Linked DNA regions of Mus musculus: region 2 is linked to region 1. Evidence: chromatin loops called from intact Hi-C (ENCODE). Cell type or tissue: gastrocnemius. All regions are shown on one strand.

Region 1 (2,500 bases):
GAAAACATCCCTTCTCATGATAGTGATCTGGGCTCCAACTATTAATACACTAAAATGTATCTGCACAAACAGGGTGACCTGAGTCACTCCACTGAAGAAATGAAGAAATGGAAGAGCTCACATAAGACCACCTAAATTCTGGATGCCTTTTGTACTTAGCAGAGAGCACAGCCTTTAGTTCAGTCCCCTGAGCTGCCCCTGAGTAGCCCTTTGATTTCAAGATAATCAGCTCAGATGGCAACCGGTACAGGCAGATTTGAAGCAGAGTATCAGTGCCTCTGGTGTATATCTGCAGTGCTGTTACAGTACAGCTGTGATCGGCCTAAACTGATTCCCAATAGACCCTGTTCTAGTTTGCTTTTCTGTTGCTGAGATAAAACTCTCTGACCAAAATCAGCTTAGGAAAGGAAAGGGGTTGTGTCAGCTTGCAGGCTAGAGTCTGTCGTCAAGAGGAGTCAGGGCAAGAACTAACGGCAGGTCTGATTGCTACTCCACAAAGCATTACCTCTAGCCAAGGAACTCACAGTCATGGAAGTGTGACAGAAACCATAGAGGCATGCTGCTTGCTGGCTCACTCGCAGACCCATGTTTAGCTAGCTTTCTTATACTACCTGGAGCCATCTACCTGAGGGAAGGTGCCACCCACAGTGGGATGGACATTCCTACATCAATTAACAATCAAGATGAAGTCCTCACAGACTTGAAACTCCCTTCTTATATGACTCTTAAGCTATGTCCAGTTGATGGTTAAAGCTAACTAGGACAGATCTCATTTACATCAGTAATACTTTTAAATATATATGTATATGATACTCTATAAAAAAGGAAATAAGTAATAGATTATAATAATGAGAAGTGTGTGTTTCTAATTTAGATTCTTGGGCTGGAAGGCATAAAGCATTCTAAGTGTCTACACATAGGTATCTACATGCTCTGAACAGAACCACAAACGCTGAAGCAGTTATAAGCACTATCAGATACGGGTGTGTGGTGTTAAGCTTGATTGCTTAAAATGTTGTTACTATCGCTCACTTGGGTGAATGTACCATTTGGTGAGAGTTTGAAACCCAAAGTGCAAATAACTCTCAATTTACACAATAGTTTTATTCTTAAACCATCATTAAGTTCCTGTCAAAAGGTGAAGACAAAGCAAAGGAAAAGGAAAGGAAGGAAGGAAGGAAGGAAGGAGAAAGAAAAGAAAGAAAAGTGACATGATTCCGCACAAATAATTTTTAAGGAGATTCTTAAAGAGAAAACCAACAGCAAACAAACCTAGAAGATTATTTGATGAACCACAAGAAGGTTTTCAAAATTTGACACAACTTTCTGTTGTGCAGCCAAGTGTGGTCTTAGCAATATGTATTCTATTCTCGATCCTTATCCAATAATCACTGTGGACCCTTTCCCACCCCCACCCCCACCCTACCCCCAGGTCAATGTGGAGACACAAACTACCCTTGCAGACGTCCCTGGAAGAGGGATCCTCTAGGAGGCAGTACTGCCCCACAGAGACCATGCTCTAAGCAGGCTAGTGAGAAGGGCAGCACTTTGGCCCCAAGCTGCCTTTGGACTTGAACCAATTATCTCTTGCTCCAGAAATGCTTCAAGTGGACATTTATTTCCATGGCTTCTGACTCTCCCTTCAAACACTGTGTGTTCCTATCAGCCACCAGCAGGCTACTTAAATTAAATACCTGAAAATGTTGCAAGCTAATTCAAGTCACGTTGATTGCTTATACCAACCAAAGTGAGAGTGTCTATCTAGAGTCAGATATTGGTGAATGCCATGTGTCAAGGGTTTATCTCATAGGAGGTGAGTCTAGTTTGTAAATATTTAACAGTACACACCTGACTTCTATGAAGGAGCTTGAGTTACTTCCTCTTAGTCTCTGTTTTCATACCCAAGTCCCTTTAACTGAATGAAGTACAACACAATCATTGACCTTCCTCTCCTCACTGATAACATTAAGTGACATTAGTACAGAGCTCTCTACCTTCCTTTCTCAAGAGTAAACTTGAACACCAGTATCAAAGGAGTAGGAGTGTCTGTTGTTCATTCTCTAAAGTGCCTGTTGCAATCAACTTGTAAAACAAGGCACATATTCAAGCACTTACACACAGTATACAAACACATATACAAGTTGAGTTCTAGTTATATGCAAAAGTAAAAGCTTTCTTTGTAAAAATATTTGGTAAAGAGGAGTTTTAGTGCATATAGGACATTTATGGAAAAATGACATAGAGACTCTGGAATGGTTTTGCCATTGTGTTAGCCCCTGGCTAGAGAGCAGTGAGAAGTGGGTCACCTGTGGATGAAGCAGATACCTCATGTTACTAACGCAGTACCTTTATCTCAGATAGTTCAAGGAAATGCTACTAGGACCTTTACCATCAAATCCACACCCTAAGCACGGGAAAACCAGGATGCTTTGCCTCCTTACCTTGAACTTTGGAATGCAGTAGTCAGTAGCCTTAGAGACACCTCCTAGTTTGAAGTGTG
Region 2 (2,500 bases), 440 kb after region 1:
GAGCGCCGCGTCGGCGCGGTTCCATGTCCTGGAGCGCAGAGATAAAGGGCGCCTCCTGAATCCTCGCAACTCGCGGCCACTAAGCAGTCAGGAGAGCACTGGAACCCCCGCAGGCGTCTGACGCGCGCGGGCCTTTGTGTGCGGGGAGGGCGCCAGGACCCGCTCTGCGCGCAGCTCCGCGATCCGACCGGTGCCTCTGTCCCCGCCGCGGAGAGTCAGCGCGCCGGGCGCGCTGTCAGAGCACTATAAACGCGGGGCCCCGCCCAGTCAAACGCAGCCCATTGGCTCGCCGCGCCGCGAGCGCGCGCTGATTGGGCAGCATTCCCGTCAGTCTGCCGCCCCCTACCCGACACTGGGCACCCAGAGGTAGGGCGCCCCTGACAGGTGAGCCCCGCCCCCAGGACGAGCCCCGCTGGGCGCCGGGCACAGGGTTGGTCGCCTCTTAGCCACTCGCACCAGCAGGGTCACCTCGCCCGGCAAGTGCCTGTGCTGGCGAGTGCCCTCGCTAGGATAGGGCGAGACGTGGTGGACGCAGCGTTCCGCCTTGTGGCGCTCGCTCCCTGCCGCCCCTCGCGCGTATGGCGCCCTGGTACTTGGCGGATCCCTCTGAGCCATTAACTGAGGGCCTTCTAACTTGATTCTGGCACCAAGTGTTCCGGCCCGGTCCGACGCAACTCAAATCAGACTCTCACGAGGCTGAGAGCCTTAGCAGCCCACCGGCAGTGCGAGCCAGTCTGCCGCCCTTCCCGACCCCGAGACCCAACTCCGTGCGCCCGCTCCCTTTCCGGTCCTCTCCCCGCAAGAACAGCGCCTCCAAAGCTCCACTACCAACGTCTGGGAGGACTTTTCTTCACTAGCTCCCGGGACACCCCGCGACCCCACAGTGGCCAGGAAGTTAGGTGTGACCCGGACAACTATCAGTCAGAGAAGTGGCAGTTGTGATACTCGGTTGCTTGCCCAAGACCGATTTTGAAAAACTGAACCACGGCTGTGACTTCTACGGATCCACAGCGCCCACTAGCGCCCACTTTTGCCTCTCCGTACTTCAGAACAAGCCTACCGGTTACAGGATCAAATCTTAAGGATCCAGATATTCCCAAGTCGAAAACCACTTGCTTAAGATGCCCGTTATCAGAGAGAACAAAGTAGGTGGAAGGCACAGTCCCATGTACAGCCCATGGCCCAGCAAAAATTAACCACGTCTCTTCTTACAATGCTGTCCATCAATACCAGAACTTCTTCAAATGGAACTAAGCAGTTTCCACACCGATATCTTTAAAAACAAGCCCCATGATTTAGTTACTAACTACTCCCAACACCCCCCCCGCCCCCTTCATCCTTCTTTAAAACAAATTTCGAGCTTTAAAAAGTGTTGACTTTCAAAAACCTTAATGTAAGTTAGTGTATACTGCAACTACGAATTGGTTTGGAAAAACTCGTTTAAGACCAAAACACAATGTATTGAACACACCAAAATACAGCTTTAAGAAACCCTTTTCTGTAATTACTATTTTTAACTATGCCTGCAATATGATTGTGGGTGGGGAGATGGGATTCACGCTAGGTTAAACAAGGGTTACACACACACACACACACACACACACACACACACACACACACACACACACACACACAGAGTAATGTTTAACTTCCTGACTGAAAAAACTGACAGGAGCTGCTATTTGACCTTTACTGGAGAAGAGGAAAAAAGGGCACTTGTTTTAACCCAGCTTCTAAAAATACCATTTTCAGTAAGCCAGATACCCTAACACTCAAGGCATTTTACTTTGGGGACAACGTAAATATACTTTAAAAAAAATCAAAAATAATCCTGTGTGACTTCTAAAGGGGACATGGAGTCAGTAACTGCACACATATCATTTTGGTCCTCAACTGTTTATCCAGTCATTTAGGAAATTAAAACATAACCTCAAGCCATTTATATTTAACATTACATTTGTCATTATCCCAGGCAAATACAAAAGAGAACCATAGAAGAAATCCTAAAGCACGGCCACAGCAAGCATGCTGCAGTGTCTCTGAGAAGAGCTTCGTTTCACAACTAAATCCTTGGATGCTTTGAAAACAGGACACAACTCTATGCCAAATGACAACAAAATCTGAGGAAGTCGCTGGTTCCTAAAGCTAAGGATGCTTCTCAGTCAATAGACTTGGGAATTTTAAAAGTACAATGTATTACAAAATATAAATGATTTCTTACAGAGTGGCAGCAAAGCTGAAATTTCACAAAGAACAATCTATTAGCCAGCAAAAATGTACGACACACCAGGCTTCTAAGCCAATGCTAACCAGTTTGGTCCTCAGACTGTTCTGCAACTTGACCACACTAACAGCTCCAAATCGTTCATTTGCAGGGAAAGCGCGATCACATTCTTTAGGAACGGGTTGCAGTCAACTGGCTCTCGTTCAACCTTTTCCTTTATGTATTAATGGAAAAACAGTATGCTTCAAATGCAGTAATGGTACTATATTTGTTTAC

What was found. Hi-C counts contacts between places; a loop is a spot of excess contacts. Peaks named below come from ENCODE experiments on the same cell type or tissue, not always from the same donor. Only the 100,000 strongest peaks of a DNase experiment are listed, where the experiment ranks them.
Region 2: a loop joins it to region 1, with 3 times the contacts of the local background. A loop is called at or near these places in 17 of 42 quality-filtered maps.

Annotation. Positions count from the first base shown.
Region 1 is chr8:8,223,783-8,226,282 of GRCm38, forward strand. No RefSeq gene overlaps it. Among named protein-coding and RNA genes, the nearest start is that of Gm31401, 140 kb to the left of the region's middle. In gastrocnemius, a CTCF peak has its summit at 1,495; a DNase peak (open chromatin) is centred at 1,520.
Region 2 is chr8:8,661,023-8,663,522 of GRCm38, forward strand. Efnb2 (ephrin B2) reads right to left here and starts at 220. Exons shown (of 5, transcript NM_010111.6): 1 at 1-220. In gastrocnemius, CTCF peaks have their summits at 498 and 1,008; DNase peaks (open chromatin) are centred at 294 and 998; H3K4me3 peaks cover 1,309 bases; H3K27ac peaks cover 1,618 bases.